4 separate regions of the Homo sapiens genome follow, and regions 2, 3 and 4 are each linked to region 1. A link is a loop called in an ENCODE intact Hi-C map of the cell type or tissue named here. Cell type or tissue: IMR-90. All regions are shown on one strand.

Region 1 (2,500 bases):
CTCATCACAGTTCTGTGTGTCAGAATGATGTTTATCCCTAAGGCTATTTATGGGCATGACTGGATTTTATCTTAGCTTCCTTGAAGTGGCCCAGTCAAGTGAAATGAGTCTGCATTTTAAACAAAATAATGTGCTTCTTTCTAAAACAAGATTTTTTAATCTATAAAATATAGCTCATAAAACCCTTTTCACACATAATCTATGCTAAGTAATATCTTTTTCTTTATTGTCTATTTCATTCCTCCCTCCTGGTGGGCACACCATGAGAGAGTTCCTTGAACGGGTGTGTCAACTGTTTCCCAGTGGCAATAGGGCCGTTCTGCCTGTTACTGCAAAAAATGAGGTAGAGTTCCCATATCTTGGAGGATATATCTCTTCATGGGAAGAGAAAAATCCTAGCTCTGCATTCCAGCTCATGGGCTGTGTGCACCAGCTATTTTGGGGAAGGGGAAAGCCAGTCTCACAACACTTTCCCCAGAGAAAAGATGCCAATCTCAACATTAACCATTAGGAAACATCATTAAAGCAGATGAGAAATGGGCTGCGGACATTTTTATGAGCCCAAAATACTCTACTTGGAGGTTTTATGGAGACCACAGGAAGCCAGAGAGACAATGACATCCATACCCTTTTTTTAGAGTCTGCTGAGCTGAGGAACAATCTCTGTGCTCCATAGAGTGTGTTTTTGCAAGTGTAAATTACCATTGGGGGCCATGTCAAAGTAAGCCTTTTTCAGAGACTTGTGCACCTGTTGGAGATAGAATGCTCTAGGCCAAGTAGTTGTGGGCTTACTGTCCATATCCATCCAGAGTTGCAAAGAAAATACTTCCTTTTGATTCCAGGACAGTCTTGGAATTAGTCTTTAGAGAAGGCTATTCTGCTTAAATCTGCATGGTTGCAACATTGCACCAGTAATCTCTATATATTGGTTTTCTTATTTTTTCATATGACAAAATGAAGCTCAGAAAAGTTGAGAAACTTGCACACACACACAACTAGTAAGTAAAGGAATCAGAATTTGACTCTGCATGTTCTTCCTTATGGCACCACCTCCTTATCCAAGCCCAAAATGTAGATTTAAGGCAGGGACAGGAAAGAGGGTGTGCATACAGAAGTGGCCCCAAATGAGGTCTCTTGGGTCTTTATTTAGGGCAAGCTCAGCAGAGATATTTTTTTCTCTGTACATCAGGAATTGTGTTTTTAAGGCATTAAACCACACAGTGAAAATAGGAGAGAGGTGAGCAAAGTCCTGGCAGGTTGCTCTCTGCCTTCAGTAATGCAGTTGTGTGTTTTCCCGGGAGCCCTAGAAGAGGGATGGGGAAGATGGTCCAGAATAGTCCTGAATTGTAGAGCTTTCCTATTTATACTGACATCTCGTGGTAGTGCTGTGTGACTGCAATCTGCATTGTCTTGGGAGCCAAGCATTCAACTTTACCAATATTCATTTTACTCATTCGTGAATTAATTGAACCAGAAGTTGTTACTAAGCACTTGGTATTTGCCAGGCACTGTGCTAGACACTAGAGAATACTATGACATGCTCACAGAAAGATCCTGGGAAAGACCAAATTGGAAACTCTTAAAGGAGCTCAATGCTTATCAAAGCGTTAAGAACAACAACTAGTGAATGTAGGTGGCAGAGTTGGCCAGGTACTTAGTAATGGTGGTACTATGTCCTCTGCATTTATCATCCCATTGAATCTTCATAATGATCCTCACTGGTGAGTATTCTCATTCAGATTTCAGATGGAAGGAAACTAAAACTATAAGAGGTTATTTAAAACACCCTAGTTTAAAAACCTCCTAAGCAGTGAAGTTAGGATTTGAACTCTGATTTTTGAGATCTCACAGCCAGAACTATACTTCTCTGTGAACAAACAGCAAGAAGAGATTAATTCCAATGGTCAAGTGTCATTTGAAAAGGGCTTAAGTTTATTTGCACGAGATTTAGCCCATGACAATCATGGGTATCAGACTTCCCAGATGTCTACTAGTTAAATGAAACTAGGTCTGTTCAATTTAATTTAATTTAGCAACCAAAACCCTACTGCTAACATCTTTGTGCATATGTTTCAGTTGGTCTTCTTCTATAAACTCGTAAATACATGAATATATAAACAAAAAAGGGAATCATACTGTATATGCTGTTTGTAACTTTCTTATTTTGTCTAATTTATTAGCTTCCTATTGCTAAACACCAACTTATCACAAATTTAGCTGAAAACAACTCCCATTTATCTCATAGTTCTGCAGGTCAGATTTCCAGGCAGGCTCGATTGGATTCTCTGCTTAGGATCTCACAAGGACAAAGTCAAGATAATGTGCCCAGCTGGGCTCTTATCTGGAGGCCCTGGGGAAGAATCTGCTTCCAAGCTCATTCTGGTCTTGGGCAGACTTGAGTTTTTTGTCACTGCAAAACTGAGGACCTTTTTTATTCTTGCTGGGTGCTGGCCACGGACCAATTTTGCTCCTAGAGGCTCCTCTCAGGTCCTTGACAATG
Region 2 (2,500 bases), 210 kb before region 1:
GGGGGATTTCTTCCTGTGTCTAGCCCCCTCCCCTTCCAACAAGGATTAGGGAATCCCCCGGTAATTTTAAGACTGATGACTTCGTTCTTTTCGCAGCCATTGTTCTTAGCAGCGGGCAGGTGTTAAACCTTTGTTCCGAAGGTGCCCTTTAAAACAGACACACAAAGGTGCCCCCTTCGGCTGAGCCCAGGGGCCCAGCGCAGGGAAGGAGTTTACAAAGACCTTTCTTCTGCCTGGAGCCTTGAAAGGAGGGTTGGGGTGGAAATCAAAGCCTGAGCACTTTCTGGTGAATAGTGAATGCTTTGGGTCTTTCTCTCTGGTCTTGGTCTCTCTCCCCATCTCTAGACTTCCCTGTCTGCTCATCCCCTCTCTTCCGTGCCCCCCTGAACAACACCTTTGCCTGTAAGGTTAAGAGGCTCCCGTTTGGAGCCCTAGGGATCCGCAGTGGTAATACCACTGCGATGGACACTTCGGTTTCCTTTTTTGTCTTTAACCCTGAACAGTGACTGGTTTATGTATATGTGTGTCTGTGTATCTTTGTGTGCACCCACCGGGCCCCAGACAAGTGGATGAGGGGCGAAATAGTTGCGAAAAAGAAAATAACTATAATAGAGCATACTACTACCCAGAATTGGACCTAGATCAAGGATTCTTTGTCACTTAATTTTAGATTTGCTGACTGTTTTTTTTTTTTTTTGAGGGGGTAAGGGGAGAGTGGGGGACCCATTCTGCCTTTGAAATGGTCACTGGGCACGGTTGTGCTGCAAATAACACATCGCGCTTTTGCCATTCACCACAGACTACTTTGCGGACTTGCCTTATTTCCTAGTGGACTGGAGTATTTCATTGCAAAATTTGGGTTTAGTGGAGATCTCCAGTCAGTTTTGCGATTGTTCAGTTCAGCCCTTAGGGGGAAATCGGAGACTCTTTAAATGTTGCCCTTTGCTTGTACTGAGCATTTGGTATTTTGCATCTTCTCTAAGTTATTGAGACCCAGAGCAACTGTGCCCAGTTAACCAAAATTCAGTAGCTGGATTGAATTCTCAGAAGTCTGCAAGGTTGCACAATAGGATAGTCATCCTTTGAAATGAATGAATTCCACAGAACTGCCACTCTTGTATGAAATATGCACAATCACCCAGCAGTGAATATTTTCATTCCTTTTGCTCAACTTCAGTACAGCATTTTAATATTTTTCAAAGGCTGGAGATGCTTTTAAGTATAGGGACTCTGCAGCCAAATTCTGCAGGGGCATCTGGCTGTTACTTCTTTGTTTAAAATCAGAGGTGACTCTGGCCTCTGCTCATTCTTTCTCCAGATTTTGCAAGACATATTTCACTTTGGGCTGACCTTACAGTGTCATTTGCAGACTTGTGCTCTGGCCTCAAATTGGACTTAATCTGCTGGTTTAGTTATTGCAAAGATTGAATCAGCCCCTCACCAATTACAGTGTGGCTGCAAGTGGATTTAAGTGCAGTATCATTGTTCTGCTTGACAGAGGTCATCCCTTTAAGACACAGCAGCTTCTGTTTTCCTGACTTTTTACCATAGATGATGTGGGTGACTTCTTATGCAAGCATAGTTGTGTATCTCCGAAGAAGCTCCAAGAGAGTTTTATAAGGCTGCTTCTCTGAACTGCCCTGAGAGATATATATGCTGTGGTCTCTTAGCTTACTTTAAGGCTCAGTGAAATCTACACATTGAATCTAGTTCCTTTTGATGTCTTAGAATAGAAGGCTCATGTTTCCTAGCTGTGTGTTGACCAATGAAAAAATTCTTTGCAAAAACAGATCAAATGTAAAGATGCTATTTATTATAGGGGACTGCGTAGAGAATTCCATAGGACACTATTTGGAGGAATAGAGATTCCAGAGTCATTTAAACAAAATAATCAAGGCTGCTTATTGTCTCCATGTACCTACTTTTGCTAGATGAATGAAGGCACTTTAAGGAGTCTTTAACTGTATGTTTTCATGGAGATACTGGTAGCTACTGTGCAGATTGACATAATTACTATCTTGGCAGAATGGGTACTTTTTTTTTGCAAATGTTATTAATGATGGCCTAATCTTACTGCCTTATCTGAACTGTCACATTACATAACCAAGGCTCCAAATTAAACATGTAAAGAAGCTGGCACCAGGCTTGTGGCTTGATTTTGCACGTGAAGATGATGGTTTAAATACCAGTCCAAGCCCCTAAATGCCCCTGATAGCTACTAATAAAAGTTTGGCTCCTTCTCGTGTGGGAAAACATAAGTACTTATTTTATTTTTCATACTCTGTCCACCATCTTGGAATTTGGTCTCTTCTACAAAAGGTATGGCTACATTTGAAGCTGCCACAAATATGTTAGTTTTTTAAAAATTCTGTCTCCAGTTTTTCAGCAGTGGAGCAGGATAATAGGCTAAAAGTGCTGAGCAAAAGTCACCTTTTATGTTTTTGTAAATGCACCTGGAAACAGGAAGTAGATTATAAATAATCATAACTCTGTGAGCACT
Region 3 (2,500 bases), 1.1 Mb before region 1:
TGCTTTAAGTGTTATTGTCAACTCCAAACATATTCCCCGGGTAGTCAGAGAAGGGAACACTAAATGGTGATGGGGTAGGGAAAGGTTTCAAAGAGTGGGGTGATGTTGGATATAGGCCTTGACGGTTGAACGGGAGTTTGCCCGAGGGCGATGTTCATCCCAGTCAGAGAGAATGGAGGAATAATGGATAATGGAGGAATTAATTGCAAGGATTCAAAGATGTTACCTATCTCAGCGTTTAGAGATGTTGATGTTTACTGTGTAACAGTTGATGACTGGTGAAGTTTTTGCCTGTGTGTAGGAGTGTTGGTGTGTAGGTATGTTTCTGTGTTTGGGGGAAGGATGTGTGTGTGTGTGTGTGTGTGTGTGTGTGTGTCGGGGGGTGGGATTAGGACGGGATGGATGGACATGTTGGTAGAATTCAGCATGAAAAGGCTTGATGTACCTGAATATCACTAGACCTTTGAGAAGATAAGGGTCCTCCACTGAGACATGAAACAACTGGGTGGCTGGCGAAAAGCTGTCACAATAGCAAAGGGTTCTTCAGAACTTCAGTGGTAGCCTGTCACCTGTCACCTTGCACCGGTTTGAGACTCTTTGAAATCTGGTGCCTGCCTATGCAGCTCCATCGTCTTTCTTCCTTCTGTGGCCCCTCCAGGACAGCTAAATGCTAGGTTGAGGTCAACAAGGAGTAAAACCTACCCTAGGCTTTGAAGTAGTTTGTAATCTTGTCAGATGAAACAGGAGGCGGGGAGGATGTCATGCACTGGGCGTTTCCGGAGAGCCATCTGCAATCGCAGCCACCACTCTCGGTTTGCATTGACTTTTTCCTATTTTGTTGGGTTCAGACAGGCATAGTACAAAAACACAAGTTACTTCTCAAGCCATATTCAGCCATTCACTCAGCCAGCATTTATGTTCCAGGAACTATTCCAGCCTCTGTGAATGAGTTCAGAACAAGGAATGGTTATTCAATGGCAACAAATTCGTCCATTCTTACCCTTGGTGAAATTAATCACCTCCCTGAACCTCAGTTTCCCATCTGTAAGATGGGCATAGCAACTCTTTCCTAACCAGAAGGTACCTGTGGAAGCCTCTGGCTCAGCAGGTGAGAAGTGTGTTTGTGTTCCTCTCCCCGACGCCCTCCCTCAGTACTTGCTTCCCAAGACATTGCTTTCCTTTGTTGGGTCAGAGGTGGGGTGTCGTTCCCCTTGCCACCAGCAGATGGTGCCCAACAATCCCCTGCAGGGAACCGAGGCTGCCCGCCTCCCCCAGTCTCCCCACCATCCAGCTCCCTTCCGCCCCTTCTCTGGGACACGTCAGTCATTCCAGGTCCCAGGCAGAAAGTTACACAAAACACTTTGTGTCTGTCAGCAGATTCCTGGAAGGTCACGCTGAATGATGAATGCTCCTGGGTAGGATTGGAGGGCTCTTTTTTCTTTCTTTTTTTTTTTTTTTTCCTTTTCTTTCTTTCTTTTTTTTTGTCTCCCATGAATTGCATCACTGGGCAGCCTCTTGGCTGTATTCAGCCGACTCCTGCGGTTTTTAGACCTTTCCCAATTGTTCGGTGTCTGCTTCCTCTCCAGGACCCTTCTGGCCAAGGCAGGATATTCAGGGTTGGCTGTGGCCAGGGAGCTGGCCATTGTCTAGCACATTCCATACACACACCCTGCCCAGCCCATCCTCCACTCCCAGAGCCTGGACAGACTGTGGTCCTTGGGACAGAGACCTGGTGCATTGCTGTGACCCCAGGTGACAATCTCGCTGCCCTGATTTCCAAATAAGGGGAGCCTGGCCTGGCAGAGAAATGAGCCTAATTTCCAAAGTTGAATTTCCGCCAGGATCAGAGCCTTTATATATCCTGGTCTTCGGTGTCCCCCTTCTTCCTGACCACATATAGACTGCTTATGATATTTTTTAACTTTGCCAGCTCTTTACCCAAATTGAGTAGCCATTTTGCTTTTGTAGATATCCTGAGTTGGCTCCAATTTAACATCCTGACCCATCATCCTGGTGTTAGGTATTAGGACCATGGTCCTGATATTTTGCTTGAGGAAAATGAGCCATACCACTCAGAGGTGTGGCATATGTGGCATGTGAAAGCACCTTTCTCCTCCATCAGTGGCCTTACTGATGCAGGGCAGTGGGAGTGAGTGTATGTACACAGAGCAATACAAATGAACCCTGCTCTCAAAGTCTGCGCAAAGGGGAGTGAGAAGACAGAGCAGGTGTAGTCCCTGGAGTGAGCCCTGCTGCAGAATAGATGGAAGGGGTGGGTCCAGGAACCCCGAAATGGAAGCAGCAGTGGCTCTGCTCCCCATCACCCCGAGCAATCACGTGGGGATTTGTGTCTGTCTCTGCAATTTTAGGCTCTGAGGATCTAAAGCTCTTGGTGCCCGGAGGGGAAATAATTATTAATACCATCAGGGAATACAGTAAAGAGCCCACTAAACGTAAAGCTGCAGTTGCTGCCCGGTCATTTTGGGTTCATGTGCCAATA
Region 4 (2,500 bases), 480 kb before region 1:
GGAAAACCAATTCACTCAGTCCTGCTACTCCTGTTTCTTGCTCTGAAGAGAGGCCTAGGAGTGGCTACTTTAAGCCGGAAGTGCACAGGCTTTGCAGTCGGGCAAAGGAGGATGCGCAGTGGCATTTAAGGACCGATAACTAGGAGTTGGAAGGGTATCAGGCCATCCCAGGGGATGTTACAATGGAGAGAGGTAAACATAAAAGCCACATGCGTGGCTTTTTACCCAAGCATGGCACTAATTAAGAACATGGAACACAAAAACAATCTCTGGAATTTTACAGGTTTCAGGAGTGTAAGTCCCCAATTGATGAGATTAAGTTTCTACCATGTAGCAAAACAGAGGTTTGAAATGAATATTGCCCATGTACAGAAAATACAATTACATTCTTGCAAAATTGATTTTTTGCAGGCTGAGATTAATATCTGCTCCAAAACTTAATATTGTAGAGTAAATGGTGACACATCATTAGTACTTAGATTACATATATTAACATATTAATATAGATGAGTATCATAAAATAACATACTTATATATAATGGTAAATAAGAAAAATATAAAGCTGAGTGACGATGTAGAATAAACCACTGGTTCTGTGGGCAAACAAAACTGTATTTGAATCCCAGATTCATGACTTGACCCGGGAACTTCAGGCAGGTACTAATATTTTCTTAGGTAGTGGTTGCATTTTAATCTGTAAAATGGAGACAATCTTTTGACCTTGGAGGAATTTTGTCAGAAATAAATTTGATTAAAAATCTAAATCATTGAGTCCAGTTTCTGACCAAATAGTGCTCAGCAGATGGTGTTTCCTGGATTCTGTCCCAGTGTGTAAAATATGTATGAATGAGGAGGACGCCTGGAAGGAAATAAATAAAACCGAAAACACATTTGTTGGGGTGATGAAATGATGCATGATTAATTTTTCACTTTTCAAAAATTTCTGCAATGTTGCATCATTCTTTTAACAATAATATATATACTATATATATACATACATATATATATACTATATATACACATACATATATACTATATATATACATATATACTATATATACACATACATATATGTACGTGTGTGTGTATATATATATTATATAATATATAATATATATAATATATTATATAATATATAATATATTATATATTATATAATATATATAATATAATATATATATATTATATATATAATATATAATATATATAATATATATAATATATATAATATATATATAATATATATATAATATATAATATATATAATATATATTATATATAATATATATATCTGAGAAAGCTTTTCACCAAGCTCTACAGTCCACAAAGTAAACAGAGGAATGTGTCAGATAAATTTGGCTTCTCTCTCTGACCCTGCTGCCTTACACAGAGAGGGGCGGAGCAACGGGGGAGCCCAAGCACTTCCTTTTTGGTTAATCAGCCTGACCCACTGATTGCGACACTCCAGAGCCTCATGCTTTTCTCAGCCTTTAAGTATCTTTCTGAATTGCTGTCCAAGGGCAAATTTTTCCTGTCAAACAGACCTGCAAGGTTGCTAGGCACATACAAGGAAAAAGAGATTCTGGTTACTCAATACTTGTTTTGCAAAGTCTGTTTAAAAAAAATTGCATCATATCTCATTTGATGATTGTGCAATGCAGGGTGGATACCTAAACTGAAAGTTAAGTAAGACTGAGCTGTCGGCACCTTTGCAATTGAGACATCCATTTATACGCCAGTGGAAAATATTCAGTTGTTATTAGTTTTAAGTAAAAAAAAGGGGGATAAAGCCAATGAAAATAGACCCCAATGCTCCCTGCACAGATAAAATACACACAGAAAATTTCCTATCCTGTTTCTTCTCAGGTATTTGGTACATTATGCTCCTGTGATGAATATAAATAGGATTAGTCTTTGGATCCTGCCAATTCACCTGGGGTTGTCTTTTAGTACAAAGAGTACCGATTAGGGAATTGCCCAATCTGGATGCAAATCCTGATGACTGGCAAATGACTTAATCTCGCTGAGTGGGATTTTCTTCCTCTTTATGATGAGGATGGTAATAGGAAGTCAGAAATTAGTGGAGAATAACTGTAAAGGACTGAGGCTATAGCCTGGCATGCATAGGGGATCAATACATATTAGTTCCCTTCCAACTCTTAATTTTCCTCATCTTAAACTGCTCGCCGTAATGGGTCCTGTTTCATGCTCACTTATCAAACATCATTCCGCCCCAGGACCTACATTAATACTTGGGGTGGGGTCAACAGATACAGGGAAGAGTCAGCCATGGGCACTGCCCTTCACATGCTCACAGTTTATTGGTAGAAGAGGCACATCTGTGAGTGGATTCTGGAAATAGCAGATGGCAGGGCATCATAAGGGAGAAGTTTATGGAGCCTGGGGAGGCAGGTATGGAGGGAGATTGAAGAAGGAGAAATACTTCTACACTCAGAGGTGCCAGAAATCACTGTGCAAGAGCTGGGCTTCCATCTAATGG

What was found. Hi-C counts contacts between places; a loop is a spot of excess contacts. Peaks named below come from ENCODE experiments on the same cell type or tissue, not always from the same donor. Only the 100,000 strongest peaks of a DNase experiment are listed, where the experiment ranks them.
Region 2: a loop joins it to region 1, with 9 times the contacts of the local background. A loop is called at or near these places in 89 of 110 quality-filtered maps.
Region 3: a loop joins it to region 1, with 8 times the contacts of the local background. A loop is called at or near these places in 39 of 110 quality-filtered maps.
Region 4: it touches region 1 in a loop (4-fold over the local background); 2 of 110 quality-filtered maps call a loop at or near these places.

The regions. Positions count from the first base shown.
Region 1 is chr2:12,930,038-12,932,537 of GRCh38, forward strand. No RefSeq gene overlaps it. Among named protein-coding and RNA genes, the nearest start is that of MIR3125, 190 kb to the left of the region's middle. In IMR-90, a CTCF peak has its summit at 1,380 (motif pointing left); a DNase peak (open chromatin) is centred at 1,364.
Region 2 is chr2:12,718,895-12,721,394 of GRCh38, forward strand. The region is part of intron 1 of TRIB2 (tribbles pseudokinase 2); the gene reads left to right. Among named protein-coding and RNA genes, the nearest start is that of TRIB2, 3.2 kb to the left of the region's middle. RefSeq lists an enhancer at 1-508. In IMR-90, no CTCF peak of the experiment used is centred here; a DNase peak (open chromatin) is centred at 1,067; H3K4me3 peaks cover 2,170 bases; H3K27ac peaks cover 1,193 bases.
Region 3 is chr2:11,862,586-11,865,085 of GRCh38, forward strand. All of the region lies in intron 4 of LOC105373430 (a long non-coding RNA gene), which reads left to right. Among named protein-coding and RNA genes, the nearest start is that of MIR4262, 27 kb to the left of the region's middle. RefSeq lists an enhancer at 898-947 and a silencer at 1,218-1,267. In IMR-90, a CTCF peak has its summit at 1,221 (motif pointing right); a DNase peak (open chromatin) is centred at 1,286; H3K4me3 peaks cover 200 bases; H3K27ac peaks cover 458 bases.
Region 4 is chr2:12,454,984-12,457,483 of GRCh38, forward strand. All of the region lies in intron 4 of MIR3681HG (MIR3681 host gene), which reads left to right. The region is part of intron 1 of LOC105373431 (a long non-coding RNA gene); the gene reads right to left. Among named protein-coding and RNA genes, the nearest start is that of MIR3681, 260 kb to the left of the region's middle. In IMR-90, no CTCF peak of the experiment used is centred here; a DNase peak (open chromatin) is centred at 1,498; H3K27ac peaks cover 1,003 bases.